Regions from separate parts of the Homo sapiens genome. Here region 1 is linked to region 2. A link is a contact called in ENCODE POLR2A ChIA-PET data. All regions are on one chromosome and are shown on one strand. The core of a region is the stretch at or near the end of the contact, and the rest is flanking DNA. Distances in the headings are between cores, read along the strand shown. Region 1 holds the start of EIF4EBP3 (eukaryotic translation initiation factor 4E binding protein 3). Region 2 holds the start of PCBD2 (pterin-4 alpha-carbinolamine dehydratase 2).

Region 1 (4,620 bases), core at 372-2,871, 5.6 Mb after region 2:
TCTCACCCAGACCAATACTGTATCAGAATTATCATTTTAACAATATCTCCAGATGATTTATATGCACATTAAAGTTTGAGAAGCTGGCCAGGTGTGGTGGCTCACACCAGCACTTTGGGAGGCCGAGGCAGATAGGTTACTTGAGCTCAGGAATTCGAGACCAGCCTGGGCAACATGGTGAAACCTTGTCTCTATAAAAAATCCAAAAATTAGCCCGGTGTGGTGGTGGGCACCTGTGGTCCCAGCTACTCAGGAGGCTGAGGTGGGAGGATGGCCTGAACCCAGGAGGCAGAGTTTGCATTGAGCTGAGATTACACCACTGCATTCCAGCCTAGGCAGCAGAGCAAAACCCTATCTCAGAAAATAAATAGTTTGAGAAGCAATCTTTTTTTAAATGAGTGAAGAAATCAGACCTAAGGAGAAATCTGATGAAGCCAGAGCTGAGTTAATATTGATAAATGGATGCAGTCAGGTGGTCTATACTTAATTTTTGGTGAGGGGAAGGGACAGTGGAGGCAGTATTGATTTTGAGGAAGCCAAACAGGACAGCCTGATGAATTCAAGATTTCCAGCATATATACATCTTCACCAATCCCACCACCTTGCTCCAGCCTGTCATATCACTGTGTCTACATAAAAAAAAAAAACAAAAAAAAAACTCCAAGGCCAAACTCTCTGACCTTTCTTTCCTTCTAAAGACCAAGCCCTCCTCACTAGCCCCCTGCCCCTCCTTAGTTAACTGGCAAAGAGATCAAAGGGCAGGCCTTCTGACTGGTGATGCCTCAGCTGTAGCCCCCAAACTTGACTCATCCTTTTATTAGTCCAGGTACCACTTCTTCAGAAAGATGACCAGCCCTCACTGACCTTCCCCTTCCTGCTGTGCTCCAGGCCATCAAGGCATGTGTCACCCAGGCTGGAGTGCAGTGGTGCAATCTCCGCTCACTGCAACCTCCGCCTCCTGGGTTCAACCTATCCTTCCACCTCAGCTTCCCGAGTAGCTGGGTCTACAGGCGCATGCTGCCGCACCCGGCTAATTTTTGTATTTTTAGTAGAGTCTAGGTTTCACCATGTTGCCCAGGCTGGTCTCAGACTCCTGGGCTCAAGCTATCCACCCGCCTTAGCCTCCCAAAGTGCTGGGATTACAGGCCGTGAGCCACCGCACCCGGCCTTGTACTGTTACTGTTTATGGGAGGCAGTACACAGCTGGGCTTAAGGGCACAGTCCTGGAATCAGATGCAGTCAGATTTGAATCCCAGCTTCCCTTCCTGCAAGATGTGTGACTTTGGCTAATCATAGTGCTTTACTATCCAAAAGTTGGCAAGGAATGGGTGAACTAATACAGGATAAAAACGCTTGCCCTACTTCACCTGCCCCCAGCTCCCGGCTATAAACAGTAAATAGCTGAGCTGCTGCAGCACTCAGGCAGGTTGGCCAGCGCTGGGCCAGCAGGAACTGGAAGCTGGTGTGGGGCCTGGGACTTTGGACGCATTTCCAGCTTTCTCTGAACCGGGCTGGCTTCCTAGCAGATAGGGCGGGACCGTCGGGTTGAGTGACGGCCGGTGGCCCGCCCTGGGCGTGACGTTGTTCTAGTGTTGTTGCCAGCAGCTGCACGTGGTCGGCTGAGTCCGCCTCAGACTCAGAGCTGCGCTCCTCGACCTCAACGCCAGGCGGTTACTTTGCTGCTCCTCCCGCTCGCTATGTCAACGTCCACTAGCTGCCCGATTCCCGGGGGCCGGGACCAGCTGCCCGACTGCTACAGCACCACGCCGGGGGGCACGCTATACGCCACTACCCCCGGAGGTCAGCGGGCCGGGCAGGGGTCCGCAGGCTGCGGACATATTAGCGCGTGCGTGTTGTTGCGGGGCGGGGGTAGGGGAGGGACAGACCTAAGACTTGTCCGCAGGCCCCTCTACAGGTTGTAGCTTTGGGGGAGAATGTTTGGAGCGGAAGCTCAGTTCCCAAAAACTTCTAAGTGATGCAACAAGGCCATGAGCCTAGCTTCCGGGTGTTTGGGCTGTAATCCTTCACTGTGGCCTGGGTTCTTGGAGCCTTACACACGCTCCTTACCCCTCGCGACTTTGCTTCCTAGGAATAGGGGCCAGGGCCCCCTACTGAGCGTGACCTCAGCCGGAAGCACCGGGTCTTGAGAAGTGGAGTAGTTAGAACAGTTGGGGCAGTTGCTCCGTTTTTGTGCTGCTGGCTGGCGTCTGTTTGGTTGGGCGAGCAGCCTGGGATCACGAGCTGCTGGGCTCCCGACCCAGGGATTCCTGCCACGCGGAAGCGGAGGGGAGGAACAGGGCAGGACCCTTTGAGGACATTATGCGGGCCAAGTTCCTCTGAGCTAGTGTGAACCTTATAGGACCTGGGAGGGGTCAGGATTAGAACAGTACGTTTCTCCTCCCTGCAGGAGATAGCCCAGGTAACAGCACTGGGTGGAACCCTTCACAACTGCTATTTCACTTCTTGAACCACCTGAGGCTGTTAGTCTAGGTCTCACCTTCACTGGTGAGACCAAAGCAGAGGTTTCAGAGTGGTAGAGGAGCAGCATGAAGTACCTGAACTCAAAGTTTGGTGTTCCTCTTAGAGCCAAGATCTGAAGCTCTCCCAAACATAAAGCCCCTGCCTATACCAGCTGGGATGCCCCCCTTGCTTTATACCCACATCTTGGTTAGGTCTGGAAGATTTTAAGCACTATGAAGGCTTGTCTGCTGAGAACCTAGCTGGGCTTCAGAGCCGATGTCCTTTGATACACAGGGAAATTTGACACCACCCTCACCTCCAGGCCCCAAAAGGCCTGAGTCTGGGACCCCAGTCACCTCGGTACCCAAGCTCCTGACTCTTACCTCAGTCCCAACCCCTTGACAGGCACCAGGATCATCTACGACCGAAAGTTCCTGCTGGAGTGCAAGAACTCACCCATTGCCCGGACACCCCCCTGCTGCCTCCCTCAGATTCCCGGGGTCACAACTCCTCCAACAGCCCCTCTCTCCAAGCTGGAGGAGCTGAAGGAGCAGGAGACAGAGGAAGAGATACCCGGTAAGGAAAGCAGGAATTAAGAATTGTCCCAGCCTTTGAGTTCAAATGCCACTGTGACACAGTGCGGGGGTTCAGTTCCAAGAGGGGTTTCTGCACTGATGCTGAGCCTGCAGATCCTCAGACCAGCAACCTGTCTTCCTGCCTTTTCTCTCTCCAGATGACGCACAATTTGAAATGGACATCTAATCCAGTGCAGATGACCTGGCATGTGGAGTTACAGAGGGATCCCTCATGCCACTGCTGCCACCACCTCTTCCTGGGGCATCCAAAGGCCAGCTGGCCTCATCTAATCTGGAAGGGAGTGACTTGTTAGTTCCAGGCCTCCTTTAGTTCTGAGGCAGCTAGACCAGGGATAGGAGTGGGCAACTTGCCAAGCCCTTAACTCTACTTCCTCTTCAGTCTGTGGTACTCCTCCTAACCCTAAACCCTCTATGCTCAGGGGCTGGAACTGGGGAATGGAGTAAGTCACCTTCTGACTGCTTAGTAAACATTCAAAGAAATGCCTTGGCTCCAGTGTTCTCCTCAATGCTGATTTTCTCATCTCAGCCACACAGCTGAAGGCCCTGGCAGGCCTGGTTAAGCTCAGAGGCCTCAGATCATTCCCAGCTCCCACCAGGCCCACTTCCAGCAGCAATTAGAACCTGAGGCACGCTACAGTGGCAGGTTACATGAGCCTCCAAACCATAAACAGCAATAGCTTGGCCACTGCCAAGGGCTGTTCCTGTCTTCCCAGGAAGCAGCCTTCCTGGAACCAGGGCCCCCCAGCAGCCCCTCCCCTATCCATTCCAAAGCAGGACTCTTGGAAAAGAGGTGCTGTCCCAGCCTATAGCCATCCTGTCTCTCCCTGTGCCTTTTCTGCTTCCCACCTCTAAGCACCAGTTCCTCTATTCCAACACCAAAAACCTTGTACCCTTCTCACAGCATGATAGTCCACCAAGTACCTCTCTCAAAGGGTTACAAGAGACCTTAGAGTTCACACTGAAACCCAAAATGAGGCAGCAGTTTGTTTGGCAAGTCAGAGTTACAATCCCCAATCTCAGTAATCTGGTCTTTTTCTCCTTCGATTTACACAGAAAACCCCACTCAATGTGGTTCTAATCTCTGTAACAGTAGTATCTCAAGGGTGATACAGTGCAAATAGGACTGTCTTTCCTTTTGTTGAGGGAAAAGTCTCCCCGTTCTATTTGAGTCTGTTCTCATGCTGAAATGAAACCATCCAAACACAGCTGCTCCGCCCAGCACAGGATGTGCTTTCAGTCTACTTTGGGAAAAAGTGGTAGGCAGTAGTCTGACTTTACCCAGCAGATCCCTTCCTGATGAATGGAGAAGGGAGAACAGAGGTTTGCAGATACACAGGGAGCAGGGCAGTCGAGGACACCAGAGGGGACTAGCTTGGCACCGGAAGGGTTCATCTCTCCTACCCAAGGCCCACCGCAGAGATGTTTTTATTGAAATGCATGTTATGAGTAACACATGAACTCCCTCTGGCCCAGGTGGGACTTCTTCCCTCATAGGTGGGTCAGGCCCAGTGGGACAGTCTTGGTGGTGGTAAGAAGGGAGCCAAGTGACAGAAGGTCTCCAAGG
Region 2 (4,657 bases), core at 989-3,488:
ATTAAGGAAGGAAAATGATTAAATTTACTGAAAATAATGAAGGTTCACTTGTTTACTCACATCCACTGGTTCATTTTTTAGTTCTTACTTTAATGAGCGAATCTGAGTAGTAGTTTTCATGATCATAAACAGTCAATGTAAATGTTGGAAATATAACTTTTAATTCTTTAGGACCAGCAACATTTGATAAGGGCCCCCAGTGTGATTCCTCCCGAGTTTTGCTTTTGAAATGGTTACATCTTTTTTTTTTTTGACAGAGTCTTGCTCTGTTGCCAGGCTGGAGTGCAGTGGTGCAATCTCAGCTCACTGCACCCTCCGCCTCCCGGGTTCAAGCTATTCTCCTGCCTCAGTTTCCTCAGTAGCTGGGATTACAGGCACGCACCACCATGCCCAGCTGATTTTTGTATTTTTAGTAGAGACGGGGTTTCACCATTTTGGCCAGGCTGGTCTCGAACTCCTGGCCTCAATTGATCCACCCGCCTCACCCTCCCAAAGTGCTGGGACTACAGGTATGAGCCGCTGCACCCGGCGAAATGGTTACATTTTGTCAAGTGGGCAAATGGGAAGAACAGAAGCCCGTGAATTTTGGGCTACTTTGAGGCAAAATGCTTTATTTTTTCTAGGTCCATATGGATGGACTGCTAATAACTGCTAAGTTGAAGTTAAATGGACTCTTGTTCTTAAAAAAAATATTTTGCCATATCCTCTGCAAAACTGCTTATTAATTTGCATAAACTTTTTTTTTTATTTTTGAGGGGGGTGAGGGAAAGGGTATTTTGCTGTCGATGGAATGCAGTGGCGTGATTTCAGCTCACTGCAGCCTCCCGGGCTCAAGCCATCCTCCCATCTCAGCCTCACGGATAGCTGGAACTACCAGCACGTGCCACCACGCGTGGCTAATTTTTGTATTTTTAATAGAGATGGGGTTTTGCCATGTTGCCCAGGCAGATCTCGAACATCTGGCCTCAAGTGATCCTCCTGCCTTGTCCTCCCAAAGTGCTGTGATTACAGGTGCGGGCCACCATGCCTGGCCTGCTTAAACTATTCAGTTAAAAACAAACAAAAAAGAGGCCGGGCGCGGTGGCTCACGCCTGTAATCCCAGCACTTTAGGAGGCCGAGGCGGGCGGATCACGAGGTCAGGAGATTGAGGCCATCCTGGCTAACACTGTGAAACCCCGTCTCTACTAAACATACAAAAACAAAATTAGCCGGGCGTGGTGGCGGGTGACTGTAGTCCCAGCTACTCGGGAGACTAAGGCAGGAGAATGGCGTGAACCCGGGAGGCGGAGCTTGCAGTGAGCCGAGATCGCGCCACTGCACTCCAGCCTGGGCGACAGAGCGAGACTCCGTCTCAAAAAAAAAAAAAAAAAAAAAAGATACAAGTGAGTATTCTTAATAGTATGTCAATTACATCTCAAAAAAGTCAAAAAAAAAAAAAAAAAAAGAATGAAAGAATACCTCCCCAAAAATGATACAAGAAAAGATTCACCTAAATCTGTTCACAGCTGTCTGCAGAGCTCCTACTGTGTGCTGAGCCTGGGGGTAAACAGGGCACGGACACGTTTGGGAGGGGATTACAGGCCGGGTTTCCACACTTTTTGGTCCAGGCAAACCCAGACGAGCCAGCTGGCTCAAGAACTTGGCAGCTGCGTGATGACTGAACAGAGGCTGCGTTCGAACCCACTACTGCAAGACTTAGGAGCCCCCGATGGGAACTGCCGTGGTTCACTGCCCCAGCCCCGCCGCTCAACTGCCCCGCCCTGGCCTACGACATCCTCCTGCCCGCATGGACTGCGCGCAGCGCCGCCAAGCGGGGAGCCCAGCTCGGTGCTAGCGCCCGCGAAGCGGAGGAGGCCGGCGCCCGAGGCTGGGCGAAGTTCCTCCTAGCGCAGCGAGGACCGGAGGGCAAGGCCAGCGCGCGCCGGGCGACCTGCGTCCCGGGCACAGACGCGACGGGCCCGCACGGGGCGGGGACCGCGCGCGCCTGCTGGGCCTACGGCTGTGGGGCGCGCAGAGTCCACCTGGCGGCCAAGGGCGCTGGCGACCGCTGAAGCTCCTGGGGGTGTTCGGGGTCCGGGCTGCGCCTGTGCCCGCGGGAAGGCTGGGCGCTTCCCACACACAGACCCCGCTCCGGGCCAGCCCCGCAGGGAGACTACCAGGGCTGGCGGTAGCTGGGCGTGGTCGGGTCGGGGGCGGCTGTGGGCGGCCGGCAGGCAGCGCGCGGGGCAGCCCTCGGCAGACGGCCAATGGCGGCGGTGCTCGGGGCGCTCGGGGCGACGCGGCGCTTGTTGGCGGCGCTGCGAGGCCAGAGCCTAGGGCTAGCGGCCATGGTGAGTGCACAGCGGCCGCGTGGGTGGGGGTCCGGGGTCGGGGGGCGGTGCGAGGCCCGGCGGCGTCGGCTGAGGGACCAGCGGGACTGGGGCGAACCCGGCGTGGGCCGAGCCTTGGAGCTCGGGCGTCGGGTCACCGCGTCCCGGGACTGACCACCTGTCCGGTGCGCCGCTCAGAGACCGGGGTGGCCGCAGCCTCCGCCACTTGCCCTTGACTTTACACTTCCGCCGAAGCCTACGAACTTGCCAACCGGAAACAAATGGGAACGAATTTTGTTCAGCAACTACAAAAGGCAGATGTGAAAAGTAGTTGCAGAACAATTCGGTGCCCGCTGCCGCTCGTTGTGCTGAGGACGAACGGCGCTGCGGGCCTGGCTCCCTATGGCGGCTCCCTGCTCGCGCTTCACTCCAAGGGGAACCCACAGAGGTTTTGGAGGAGTTATTAATAAATTGTCTTTTTTGGTGACATATTGACTTTTCTTTCCTTTTCCAAGGGGCCGTCAGTTTTCCTGCTGTAGAAATTAATATTTTGGAGTAAATGGAGGGAAAGTTTTAACATGCAGCACCACCTAGTGGAAAAGTGGTGCGTTAAACTCACCATCTCATTTTAAGTTGCATTTTAACCGCCCATTTCAGTTTGAAATGTTTTGTTTTGTTTTGTTTTTTCGACACGGAGTCTCGCTGTATCGCCGAGCCCGGAGTGGAGTGGCGCGATCTCGGCTCACTGCAACCTCCATCTCCTGGGTTCACGCTATTCTCCTGCCTCACCCTCCCGAGTAGCTGCGATTACAGGCGCGTGCCATTTCGCCCAGGTAATTTTTTATATTTTTAGTAGAGAGGGGTTTTCGCCATGTTGGCCAGGCTAGTCTCGAACTCCTGACCTCAGGTGATCTACCTGCCTCGGCCTCCCAAAGTGCTGGGATTACAGGCGCGAGCCACTGCGCCTGGCCTGAAATTCTTTAATAGAAGAATTTTTTTTTTTTTTTTTTTTTTTTTTTGAGAAGGAGAATCACGCCGTCACCCAGGCTGGAGTGCAGTGGCGCGATCTCGGCGTATTGCAAGCTCCGCCTCCCGGGTTCACGCCATTTTCCTGCCTCAGCCTCCCGAGTAGCTGGGACAACAGGCGCCCGTCGCCACGCCCGGCTAATTTTTTTGTATTTTTAGTAGAGGCGGGGTTTCACCGTGTTAGCCAGGATGGTCTCGATCTCCTGACCTCGTCATCCACCCTCCTCGGCCTCCCAAAGTGCTGTAATAGAAGAAATTTAAAATAGCTCGAAGACGGAGGAAGATAGGCACTCCGCCGCTTCTTGTCCACGAAGGGGAGAACACAAGTTGAGTGCCTACTGTCACCTAGGCGTGTCTTCAGGCGTACTCTGCCCCAGGTGCTAGTGATCCAGTAAGATTAGGGTGTTCTGGGAAGGAATGAGTCAACAGACATGATTTGAGCGCTGCCCCATGCCAGGCTCAATGCTAGGTACCCTCACATTCAAGATCTGTAATCTAAGCCTTTCAAAAAATCTTGGCAGGTAGATATTATAATATCCCCACTACAGACAGAAGGATCCCGGAATTCAGAAAAGCGGAGTTTAGTATCCCACAGCTAAAAGTAACAAAGTTAGGCCTTAGATCTAGTTTACTCTCTTCAAATCCTAGCCTACCCCCCATCCCCTGAAAAAATTAAGCCCACCACCAAGGGTTCTGCTGTGAATGTGCCCTCATGGGGGCCTTTGATGTTATGTAGATGAAGTGGCTCCATTTCCCAGTCCTGGGTGTGGTCCCTGCTGCTGGGCAGGTGTCTGTTGTGGGCATAAAGTGCATACCACTGATCTTAGCGGGGATGTGGATGGTCCAGCACTCAGAGAAAACAGCTCAGTGTGTTCTACAGACTCCAGGTTCCTGCCTTATTACAGGCAGCATGTTTAATGGTTTTCTTTGCAGCTACTCAGTGTGGACACACATAATTCTGTTTCTTTTCCAAAATTCTCTGAGTTGACAAAATAAGTGTTTAATAAGAATTTCAGAATTCTTTCTTTTTTTTTGAGACGGAGTCTCGCTCTGTTGCCCAGACTGGAGTGCAGTGGTGCGGTCTTGGCGCACTGCAACTTTGCCTCCTGGGTTCAAGCGATTCTCCTGCCTCAGCCTCCTGAGTAGCTGAGACTATAGGCGCGTGCCACCACGCTTGGCTAATTTTTGTATTTTTAGTAGAGACGGGTTTCACCATCTTGGCCAGGCTGGCCTCGAACTCCTGACCTTGTGATCTGCTCGCCTCGGCCTCCCAAAGTGCTGGGATTACAGGCATGAGCCACCACGCCTGGCCAAGAATTTT

The links. ChIA-PET counts read pairs that join two places held with the same protein, here RNA polymerase II (POLR2A).
Region 1: POLR2A ChIA-PET joins it to region 2 with 6 read pairs in GM12878. The contact joins the promoter of EIF4EBP3 here to the promoter of PCBD2 in region 2. POLR2A ChIA-PET finds 5 or more read pairs at or near these places in 2 of 52 experiments (AG04450 and GM12878).

The regions. Positions count from the first base shown.
Region 1 is chr5:140,546,041-140,550,660 of GRCh38, forward strand. It overlaps EIF4EBP3 (eukaryotic translation initiation factor 4E binding protein 3), which reads left to right and starts at 1,622. Exons shown (of 3, transcript NM_003732.3): 1 at 1,622-1,800; 2 at 2,866-3,036; 3 at 3,194-3,536. The coding sequence starts at 1,698. The coding sequence ends at 3,222. ANKHD1-EIF4EBP3 (ANKHD1-EIF4EBP3 readthrough) reads left to right here. Exons shown (of 36, transcript NM_020690.6): 35 at 2,866-3,036; 36 at 3,194-3,536. The coding sequence ends at 3,197. SRA1 (steroid receptor RNA activator 1) reads right to left here. Exons shown (of 5, transcript NM_001035235.4): 5 at 4,028-4,620. RefSeq lists enhancers at 569-1,277, 1,278-1,984, 1,745-1,834, 1,985-2,692.
Region 2 is chr5:134,902,893-134,907,549 of GRCh38, forward strand. It overlaps PCBD2 (pterin-4 alpha-carbinolamine dehydratase 2), which reads left to right and starts at 2,239. Exons shown (of 4, transcript NM_032151.5): 1 at 2,239-2,331. The coding sequence starts at 2,248. RefSeq lists a silencer at 1,795-2,554 and enhancers at 2,152-2,736, 2,737-3,322.